Regions from separate parts of the Homo sapiens genome. Here all the other regions are linked to region 1. The links are chromatin contacts, found by Hi-C or POLR2A ChIA-PET in ENCODE. All regions are on one chromosome and are shown on one strand. Each heading gives the region's core, a stretch centred on a gene start or an enhancer-like site at or near the end of the contact. The rest is flanking DNA. Distances are from core to core; before and after follow the strand shown. Region 1 holds the start of DYNLL2 (dynein light chain LC8-type 2). Region 2 holds the start of MKS1 (MKS transition zone complex subunit 1). Region 3 holds the start of CUEDC1 (CUE domain containing 1).

Region 1 (3,470 bases), core at 669-3,168:
ACAGAACTCACCACCACCATTTCAGCCTGCACCACATGCAGAGAATGCACACATGCCAGCTGCCAGCCAGGCAGCCCTTGACCGCATCCAAGGCCCCTTCATCTAGATAGCACTGCCAAACTAAGCAGGGCTGGTTCCACTTCGGCAGAAACTGGCAGAGCAAAGAGGTAGTAGACCAGCACCCTCTGCCCCCACATTCTGGAGAGGAAAAGTCAGAGCCTCAACTGGAGTCTGTGAGCACCATGTGGTGCTGAGGAAAGATTCGGAGAACCCTGTTCAAGGAATGACTAGTTACGTGACCTTGGGCAAATCAACATCTTCATTTTAAATACTAATGGTTGAAATGAGATAAATGGGGTAAACTCAAATGGGTCTGAGCAAAGGTACAACAGCAGCACAGGGAGAAAGGTTCTTACATTATAAGGCTCTGTATAAGTGAAGAAAAACTAGTGTCACCTGGTGGCCTATTCCAGGTTACCACTCAGAAGGGGGCACTGTTTACAAACCCAGGGGTGGGGGTGGGGCCTGGTTAGACAGCAAAGTGAAAGTATGAAATTGGCACCATTTTGCCTGCAAGCTCACCTGCTCCACTGCCTCATTCCCAAAGTCCAAAGGAGCAACTTTGTTACAGTAATTAAAAGCCACCTTACTCTCCAGGAAAGAGCCTGCGGTTACATAATATTGGTCTTACGACTACAATGGCCCCCCAGGCATCTGAGAGAGGTGAAGCCCAACCCCTACCACCCCTGTCCAAGGTGCCGGTAAGCAAAGCACAGGAAGGTGTCCAGCCTAGCCCCTCCCTCCTTGGGAAAAAGCAAGGGACCTGGGCCTCCAGATAGGAGGAAGATGGCCAGAGGGCCCCAGGCCAGCAGCCTCAGTCACGAGCCAAGGCTCCTGTGAAAAGCACAAAGGGCACCCCAGGACAGCTCCCATCCTCTATTCCTGGTTTTGCAACCAAAAAAAAAGGCTAAATCTCCGAATGACACGGACCACCATCCCCACCCGCCAATACACACACACTTCTACTTCCCTCTTCGGGCTCTCCAAGTGGGCCGTATCCCTCCACTATCCCATCCTCCAGAGCGCTGCGGTCCCGAAGGGCAGCACCTGGGGAACGAGGAAGCATCCTCCTTCCCCCCGACCTCCCGCCCGCGCCGCCGGCCAGGTCCGCAGGCCCCGGCCGGTCGGCCGCCCTCCCCCACCCGGCCTGGAACAGCGCCGGAGTGACTGGGCGTCCTCGCTGCAGGAAGGACGCCCCAGAGGGTGGCGGTGGCGGCAGGAGGAGCCGCGTCACGCCCGAGCCCTCTCCACCCCCTCTTCCCCGGCCCCTGACATCAGGGGCCTCCACGCAGCGCAGAGAGACTCCCGGGGGCGGGGGCAGCGGCAGCTCCGCAGCCCGGGCCTCCAGCAGCGCCACGAGGGTGGCCGGGGCAAAGGGTGGCGCAGCCCGGGCTGCGCCGAGAGGGAGGGGCGGCGGGGGCGCGCTGCGCTGCCCGGACCGTCAACGCCAAGGGCTGCGGGGCCAGCCCTGTTCCAGGCCTTGGGGCCGGCTAAGGAGGCCGCAGGGCCACCGCGGCGAGGGCCGGGTCGTGTAGAGTCGCACGCGACGGACACAGGCCCGCCACCCGGGGGACGCCCCCACCCACCGCTCACCTTCACGGAGGCGAGTCCGCACTGGGCCCTGGGGAGGAGCGATGGCCCGAGGCAGAGCACAGGCAGGGGCGGTGTTCCCTGGGCTCCTCCTGCAGCTGCAGCAGCCGCCGCCGCCGCGGTCTCCGGCTCCCGCAGCCCGAGGCCGATCGCTCCCTGCCGCGGTCCGCCCTTGGAGTTTCGCCGGCCGCCCGCGCTCCGCCTCACGCCGCCCGCCCGCCCGCCCGCTCCGCACTGGCGCCTCACAGCTCCGCTCCGCTCTGCCGCTGAGCGCGGCCGACGCGCGGCCCCCGCTGAAATAGTGCCCCGCCCCCGCCCCCCCGCCGCGCGCGCCGCCGTCCGCGCTCCCCATTGGCTGAGCCCGCCCGGCCCCGCACTGCGGGCTTCTCCCCGCGCCGCTCTCGCCCCACATCTTGTTTCCTCCCACAATGCCTCGGGGCGGAGGGAGGGGGTGGGGAGGAGGAGCTGGAGCGGGTGGGGGAGGGAGCCGTGGCCTTAAGAAAGGAGAGGAATGCGGACCCCTCCCCCCGGGGCTGGAGAGGCCAGGCCTGAAAAGGAATAAAGAGACATGGTCCTGAGAGAGGAGGAGAGGGAAGGGTGTGGAGACCCCCAGTCCCAAGGAGAAAAAAGGGAGAGGGGGATGGAGATTTCAGACCCAGGGAACAGATGGGGCTGAGGTAGAGACCCCAACCTTAGAGAGGGGAGGAGATGAAGTCACCAGCCTCAGAGGAAAAGACAGGACACTCCCTCCTCCCGTATCTGTGAGAAAGAGAGGGACAGCCAGCCCTATGGAGAGGGAGAGGCATAGGAGCCCCAGGACTCCCTCCCCTCACCTTCCGGGAAGGTCCCTTCTTCCTCCTTTGTTCTTTGAGGCTGAAGGACCTAAACTCCCAGCTGGGCCCCCAGCCGGTATTTGTCTACAGGAGCAATGGAGACAGAGCCGAAGCAAAATTGATGGGGATGTGTCTTTGGTACGCAGGCCTCTGCTGTCCTTGCACATTTATGGCCTTGGGGTCCTGGGATGGGGGTGAGAGTGAGCGATTTCTTGTCGTCTGTCCCTGCCTGTCCAGGTAGACAAGGTTGGAGGAGAGTGAATAGAAGCCCCCAGAGGTGGTGCCTGTCAGAGCTGTGAGGAGCCTTCAAAAACCACCCATCCACACCCCTCACTTTATAAAGGAGAGAATCCAAGTACAGAGAGCCCTGCCAGATCCCGCAGGTCAGGCTTGACTTGCTTCTAGCTGAAAAGAGGTGCACCCAGGAAGCAGCCCCTCTGGAGGCTCAAGAGACTACTTCTGGGAGAGTGGGTGTGAACGTGCGCGTTGGGAGCCTGCCTGCCCTCACTCCATCCCACTCCCAGGAAAGATCCTCAGGCCTGCGGTTTTCTTTCTGGTCTGTTTTATACAGAAGTGTCTACCTCAAGGGCTGACGAGCCTTTATTGGGAACCAAGCATTTTGGCCATACAGTAGGGATTAAGAAGCTGCCGGGGATAGCTCCCACTCCCATCTTTTCCCCTTCGCCTCTCCAAACCATGGTCAGGAAGTCAGACTTGCCCTGGCCCTGGCCTGCTCTGGTTTGAAGCATCAAAAGTTAGTGTTCGTTATGTGTCAGGGGAAACCTGGAAAAATCATTCCCTCTGGTTACTGCTTTCCACAGTTCTGTCCTCTAACAACCTCAGTTGGGGGATTTCAGAGACCAGTTAAGGCCTGGGGTATCCCCTCACACTAAGGGTTTTCTGATGTCAGTCTTTGTGTTCATGAATGGGAGGCGTGGCCTCTATGGGAGGAAGGGAGGGAGACGAGGAAGGATGATTTATACACTT
Region 2 (3,470 bases), core at 624-3,123, 140 kb before region 1:
TGAAAAACAAGGTAAATGTACTTAAGACCAATAAGCTGAATATTTAAACATAAAAGGATCCTGATTCATAGAAATCAGTAAACAAAACATGAAAACTTAGTTTACCTATATAAAAATAATACTAATTATGGTTGCTTACACAAATAGCTTATATTTCCATAACGTGGTATAGAAACTATTTTGCATATAATTATGTCAGATTAACTTTGTTATAAGTTAGATTTGGTTATAAAATTAAACTAGAATCAGGCTCCACTTTATCAGCTGTTGTGCATGTGGCACAGATTGCCTACTCACAATTTTAAAAGGAAACATTGGAGAGACAATTTCTTAGGAGCTAGAAAGGTGCCTTTTGTTTTATGTTAAAATTATTTCCGGCCGGGCGCGGTGGCTCACGCCTGTAATCCCAGCACTTTGGGAGGCCGAGGCGGGCGGATCACGAGGTCAGGAGATCGAGACCATCCCGGCTAAAACGGTGAAACCCCGTCTCTACTAAAAATACAAAAAATTAGCCGGGCGTAGTGGCGGGCGCCTGTAGTCCCGGCTACTTGGGAGGCTGAGGCAGGAGAATGGCGTGAACCCGGGAGGCGGAGCTTGCAGTGAGCCGAGATCCCGCCACTGCACTCCAGCCTGGGCGACAGAGCGAGACTCCGTCTCAAAAAAAAAAAAAAAAAAATTATTATTTCCCAGGTTGGAAATGTGTGCGTTTATGGAATAAATTGGTAGGTGAGAGGCTGTGAGGCAAACTGGAAGGTGGTTAGGCTTCAAAAGACAGAAGAACTTGGGCTAGAATCCCAGTACTTTTACCACTTGCAAGCTAGCAAGTCCTTTAAACCCTGGCCTTCACGAACTTCATTTTTAAAGTGAATAAAAGTACCTTTTTGAGAGGCTTCTACAAGGATTTGGGACAATGCAAACAAAAGTGCTCAAGCTGCACTAGATCCTAAATAAATGGTGCTATTTATGGTGAGTCGGTGTTACACAACTAGTGGCTATGGCACCCAGAGCTTCCAATGCCAAATCATCAAACTGGCATGAGATTCCCGAGTTCAGGGGACAATTGCTTACTTTGTTGGAGGAGGACTAGATGTGAACAAGGCTGATAAATGTTGACATTCCCAAAGTGCCGGGACGCCAGACGTGAGGTTACAGCATGTCCTTCCTTTGCTAGTACAACGAAGCATGACTTGTGAATGTCACTTTTTTGGCTTTTCAGGAAGCCAGTGCAGTAACAAAGTGGCTTAATGATCCAAAACTAACATACACAAGGTAAGAATCAGTTCAATAATAACATCGTTTCCTTCCTTACTGTTGACTTCCTTGTTTTTTCTTTCTTTGCTCAGTGAATATCAACACAAAGACTAATAAATCTTCTGACACTTTTTTTGTCTTCCAAGAATATATTTTCTTGTCTGGCTAAGGGCCATCACCTTCCCTGACTCCTTTGGGAATAATGGGTGCATTTCTTACAGTCACATCACCCGATTTTCAGGCCAAAGTTTTCACGCGTTGGGTGGAAGGCAGTGTGGCATGGTGGAAAAGGTAGAGGGCGAAGACTCAGGCCACCTGGTCCCCGTCATCATTTCTGCATCTATCTGTCTATATGAAGTGGGCTGATGGCTGTGCCAGTTTCCTCATTTGCACAGCGCACGAGGTCCCGCTTTCGGTGAGCTTTTATCGCATACATGGTAAGCGGTGATCGGTAGGACCCCGGAGCCCTCTTGGGCGTTCGGCTTGGGCTGCACTTGCACTGTGTGGCCAACTGCGACCGTGGCGCCGTGACGGGAACGGCGGGTTGCGCGCGCAGCACCTCCGTCGCCTCCCGATCCAGCGTCTCCGTTGCCAGGAAAACAGAGCGGCGCGCTTTCCGGCGCAGTCGCGGCGCGTCGCAGCTGTCATGGCGGAGACCGTCTGGAGCACTGACACCGGGGAGGCAGTGTATCGCTCCCGGGACCCCGTGCGCAACTTGCGCCTCCGGTAGTCGCACCGCCCCAGCCCCGAGGCCCCATGCTTTTGTGTCCTTAGATCATTCCAACCTGAGCTCGGTGTTCTGAGGTCCCCACTTTCTGCTTACAATCCCGACCACTTCTCCGGGCTCCCCACTTCTTTCACTATCCGTACCCCCATCCACTCACAGCCTCTAAGAACCCCTTACAGACCTACCCAAGTCCATTCACGTCTTTGTTGCTCCCAGTTTCTCAAAGCCCTGTGCCCCCAGTACACCCTCTCCCCTTCATTCTTCCCCATAGGACGGCGCACCCACCCACCTCCTCTCCGTTGTCTGCACCCAGCACACCTTGGCAACCCTACCTCCTCTGTTTTGTTTCCCCCATCCTTGCTTTGTGTTCATCTCCTGGTTGCGTGTCTGGTAACGAATATTTTGGGCTTTTCTTGACAGAGTCCACCTGCAAAGAATCACATCAAGCAACTTTCTTCATTATCAGCCTGCTGCCGAGCTCGGGAAGGACCTCATAGACTTGGCCACTTTTAGGCCTCAGCCAACTGCCAGTGGGTGTTACGGTGGTGATGTGCCATCTAATACTAATTATGATACTAATCAGAATTGTGGCCAAATGTAGTGAGATAACAAATACTATACTTCTGATATGTTATAGAGTTGCCCGGCAACCTACATTCTATTTGTGGCTTTTTTTTTTTTTTTTTTTTTTTTTTTTTTTTTGAGACGGAGTCTTGCTCTTTCCCCCAGGCTGAAGTGCAGTGTCGCTATCTCCGCTCACTGCAAGCTCCGCCTCCCGGGTTCACGCGATTCTCCTGCCTCAGCCTCCCGAGTAGCTGGGACTACAGGCGCCCGCCACCACGCCCGGCTAATTTTTTGTATTTTCAGTAGAGGCGGGGTTTCACCGTGTTAGCCAGGATTGTCTCGATCTCCTGACCTCGTGATCCGCCCGCCTTGGCCTCCCAAAGTGCTGGGATTACAGGCGTGAGCCACCGCGCCCGTCCTATTTGTGGCATTTTTAAAAGAGAAAACGTGCCCCAAACCCTAAATACACATATAAACACTTTTAAAAACAATTTTTAAACTGGAGACTGCTTGCAAAATCTGCATATGATGTGCATGTATAGATCAACTGTGTTCTTGTGGTTTTCCTTATCTGGGAAACCAAAAGAATGAGGAGGAGAGGACAGAGTGGTTGTTGTCAGGTCACTAGTCTGTTTGCTTTTATTGTTTCTCTTTCTGTTCAGAGCTGTTCCTGGGCAAGAGTGTGGGCTCACAGGTTGTGAAACGTGTCTCTGAAAAAGGCATACCCAAGAGTGTATTAGATTAGATTTGTTTTCTTTGTTTTTGTTTTCGTTTTGTTTTGAGACAGAATCTCATTCTTCTGCTCAGGCTGGAGTGCAGTGGTATGATCATAGCTCACTGTAAACCTTGGTCTCCCAGGCTCAAGCCATCCTCCTGCCTCAGCCTCCCAACTAGCTGGGACTACAGACTCACACTCAGTTTATTTTTT
Region 3 (3,470 bases), core at 289-2,788, 130 kb after region 1:
ATCTTGCAAGTAAGCAGGAAAGTGACAAATGAACTGCACTATGGGTAAGTGTAAGGTAATACACTTGATAACATAATCTAGACTATATTGGCCAGGCGGACAAATCCTGAGCTCTCAGTTACAACCTGGGAAAGGAGCCAGGAGTCAGTATAGAGGCATGGGTCTGTCCCTTCGGATTAAGAATCTTTAACCTGGGGCCTGAAGACCATCTTCTGGGATTTCAAGCACCCTGCCTCCCCCGGAAATTGAATGCACCAGGGAGTGAAGTGTGGGGAGAGAGGAGCAGGAGAGAGGAGATCCTCAGAGGGGTTTGGAAACCCAGTCCTGGAGTTCCGTTCAACATGCTAACCTAACGTTGGGCCTCCCCGAGGAGGGTGTGGTTCTGAGGTTTCTCCCCCTCCCAGTTTCCCACCTTGCTGAAGAAACTTGCCCTTGACATGCAAATGATGGAAACACATTGGTGTCTGGGGCACTTTGGTTTGTGGTTTTTACCATCAGCTGTCTCTGAGGCTGAGCGTGTCGATCTGTCTCAGCAAGGCTAGCAAATTGCAAGCGCTCAGAGGAGGGGAGAGGGGGGCTATTCCTGGGGTTCTGGGCCCAGATGGGCAAATGGGTCTGTAAGGCAGACTTTTCCAGGAGGAGGGTGCAGACCCTTTGCAAGTTGTTTGGGGACAGAGCTTAGTTTGCATCTGGCCTTCTTCACCCTCCTCAGATCCCCTAGGTAGCAGGGTGCTTGGTGGTCACCACCTGACCTAGGCTACCTACTCCCAAATTGGAGTCTGAAATGAAAGCACGTGGGAAAAGTATAGCAAAGGTCAGTTTCCCATTTATTAAACAAGTTCTTCCGTGGAAAATCTTCCCAGGGCTCAGCAGCCCTTGAAGTGATCAGGGATGCTGGGGAGGTTGGGGGAGGAGAAAATGGGAGATGGCAGGTGGTATCTGTCGGTGTGGACGAGTGATAGCTTTGATTTGCTCCCCCTTCCCACCATCTCCTGTGTCCTCAGCATTTGATTTGGTTTCCTTTCCGGGGCCCTAATTCCAGGGAGGTGCCCCTCCTCCACACCTGTGTCCCAAGCCCCAGCTGTGCGTCCTCACCCTGGGTTCCTGGCACTGACCTGGAACCTGTCGGGCAGCCCTGCTCTTAGCTCCCCGCGGAGTCTCGGAGGTCTCAGGTCTCCTCCGCCCACCCTCTCCGCAGCTGGGAGGGGCAGGATGCCCCGCACCCCGCTCTGCGCGGGAGGTCGAGGCACCCCGCTCACGCCCTCCTGCCCGCAAGCTAGGGAGTCACTGCGGCCGGGGAGGGAGGTACACGGAGGGCATTTTTCCAGCCTTCACTGGGTGCTCCCCTCTCCACCCCCGGCAACCATGTAGGTTTCCGGACCCCCAGGTCCGCTTCCCTCCTCTCTGGAAAGGGGTCGGCCATAGGGAAAGGGCCCGGGGGCGCCGCAGCCGGGCCCCCGCCCCGCCCCGCCCGCAGCCCCGCTCCTCCCCGCGCGGCCCCACTTGTGGCCCTGCCGGCAGCCGCGCAGGGACAGCTGCATTTCTCGCCGCCCGCCGCTAGGAAGCCGGCCTCGCCTCACTTTCTCCGCCTCCCCGCGCCCCAGCCGCGCCGCCGCCGCCGAGCCTGGCCCCGCCGCCACCGCTGCGGATTGCAGCCCCTCCCCCGCCCGGCCCGCGGCCCGGCCCCTGCGGCCCGCGCGGAGCGGACGCGCGTGGCGCTGCCCGGTAAGACCCCCGCGCTCCCGCGGCTCCCGCCCGGCCCCGGGCGCGGTCCTCGCCGGCGCCCCGCGCGCAATCCCGGCCGCGGCCCCGGCCCAGCGGCCCCACCTTCTCGGGACCCGTTGCCCAGGCGCCGCCGGGAGGGCCGGGCCGTCGCGAGTTTGATTCCCGGGGCTGTCGGCGCGGCTCCCCGGGAGCTCCGCGTGCGGCAGGTCCCCGCCCGCCCTTCCTTCCCGAGCCCCCACCTCATCCCGGGCCCCGGGCGCGGGGGGCGTGCGGGCATCTGGGGGGCCGGGAGCGGGGCGCGCGATTAGACCGGGGGGCGCGGGCCAGCGCCGCAGGGAAGGGAGACGAGGCCTCCCGGAGCCGGCTTCGCCCGAGTCCCCTCTCCCGCCGCTCCCCCTTTTGTGTGGGCGCCCCTCCCCGCAGTGCCCGGGCCTGGGGGCGCAGGCTGGGCGGCGACGGCAGGCGGGGGCGCCTGCTGGGAGCCGAGCGCCTTTCAGGGGGAGGGGAGCTTCGCTTCCTGCCCCCCGCCGATGTCACAGGTCGGCTCAGCCTTTTTTGGTCCCTCCCGGTCCCCTGGGAGCTGTATCTCCCGTCAGCTCGGCCAGGGAAAGTTGGGAATGCGCTGTCCCCGCCCCTGCTCGCCCGCCCCGCCGGCTCCTGTGCCCCAGGCTCTGAGCTCCAAGGGGGGCTGGTGTCAGCGTTTATTCATTCCTCCCTCTTCCTTTTCTCGGTCGCGTGGTCGCCTTACACCCAGCACTGCCCTGCCCATTTCTTTTCCCCTTAAAAAAAGTTTTAGCTCTAAGAAACGTACACTGAAATTAAATTCCTGAGACGGAATGTGTTTTAAGGGGAGGGAGGGTTTAGATTTTCCTTTTTTTGGTGGAGTAGTGGAGTAGAAGATGAGGGGACTCCCTGGGAGTTTAGAAACAAGATGCCCTGGAGGCGATAGAGGATACAAGAAGACCATCCACCGTGCTCCCCACCTGATCCGCAGTCAGCGTCTTGTAGCGAGAGGAATGAGCCTTCCCTGGGTGATCCCGCAGCACCTGAGCCACCTGGCCCAGGAGAAAGGACTCAGGGAGATGTACTGGGCCTTTCACCCCTTTTCTTTATAGCCAGCTGTGCCTGAAGGAGGTGAGGGACCCCAGGAATTCTCTCACGGAGGAAGTCATCTCACCATGTGGTTGGGCCCCTGCTGGATCAAGTGTGAAGCTGGGTCCTCTCTGTTGTTGGGGGTCAGTGCCACTGGTACCTCAGTTTGAATATGGTGCCATCTCTGGGATGGAGAGGTGCTGCTGGGAGAAACCTGGCTCGGGTCTCCAGGAAGCTGGAGCGTGTGCAGCAGGGCTGGGTGTGAAACCCGCTGTCCACTTTCTGCAGCTGGAAGGGCCAGGACAAGGGAAACAGGATACTGCTACCGACCTGGGCACATCCTTGAATAGAAGAGAGACCCTGGACAGCGAGGATGGCCCAGGGATGTTGATATGACTAGGGCTGTATCCCCAGCTCCTGGGCCAGGCCAACTAGGGCCAGAGGTTGGAGTCATGGGCCCCTTTGAGAATCTGGTGAAAGCTCTAACTCCTCTCCTTCCAAAATGCATGTGTGTAGGGAGACACCTGTATTCAACACCAGACGGTTAATATACCCCCTTGGAACCAGGACCTCCATTGAGACCTCTGCCCTAGAGTTACTGGTCTGACCTGGGCCATCAGAACAGTTGTCACCTTTTTGGCTGGTCAGTGAAT

Evidence for each region. A loop is a pair of places that touch in the nucleus more often than their neighbours do. ChIA-PET counts read pairs that join two places held with the same protein, here RNA polymerase II (POLR2A). Pooled maps may share reads with other maps.
Region 2: a loop to region 1 is called in a map of CD8-positive, alpha-beta T cell, with 21 times the contacts of the local background. The contact joins the promoter of MKS1 here to the promoter of DYNLL2 in region 1. A Hi-C loop is called at or near these places in 8 of 168 maps with a recorded cell type or tissue (CD4-positive, alpha-beta memory T cell, CD8-positive, alpha-beta T cell, chondrocyte and 3 more), 5 of 37 single-sample maps with no recorded cell type and 20 of 50 pooled maps. POLR2A ChIA-PET finds 5 or more read pairs at or near these places in 5 of 52 experiments (CD4-positive, alpha-beta T cell, PC-3, T-cell and 2 more).
Region 3: a loop to region 1 is called in a pooled map, with 5 times the contacts of the local background. The contact joins the promoter of CUEDC1 here to the promoter of DYNLL2 in region 1. A Hi-C loop is called at or near these places in 1 of 37 single-sample maps with no recorded cell type and 10 of 50 pooled maps. POLR2A ChIA-PET finds 5 or more read pairs at or near these places in 12 of 52 experiments (A549, A673, CD4-positive, alpha-beta T cell and 8 more).

The regions. Positions count from the first base shown.
Region 1 is chr17:58,081,867-58,085,336 of GRCh38, reverse strand. It overlaps DYNLL2 (dynein light chain LC8-type 2), which reads right to left and starts at 1,918. Exons shown (of 3, transcript NM_080677.3): 1 at 1,654-1,918. DYNLL2-DT (DYNLL2 divergent transcript) reads left to right here and starts at 2,133. Exons shown (of 3, transcript NR_110809.1): 1 at 2,133-2,621; 2 at 2,721-3,470. RefSeq lists silencers at 1,129-1,258, 1,299-1,718, 1,759-1,818, 1,829-2,178 and an enhancer at 1,895-2,189.
Region 2 is chr17:58,217,658-58,221,127 of GRCh38, reverse strand. MKS1 (MKS transition zone complex subunit 1) reads left to right here and starts at 1,873. Exons shown (of 18, transcript NM_017777.4): 1 at 1,873-1,977; 2 at 2,399-2,508. The coding sequence starts at 1,898. It overlaps LOC105371841 (a long non-coding RNA gene), which reads right to left and starts at 1,814. Exons shown (of 2, transcript XR_934884.4): 1 at 1,069-1,814. RefSeq lists an enhancer at 1,766-2,045.
Region 3 is chr17:57,953,480-57,956,949 of GRCh38, reverse strand. It overlaps CUEDC1 (CUE domain containing 1), which reads left to right and starts at 1,538. Exons shown (of 11, transcript NM_001271875.2): 1 at 1,538-1,725. RefSeq lists a silencer at 1,614-1,683.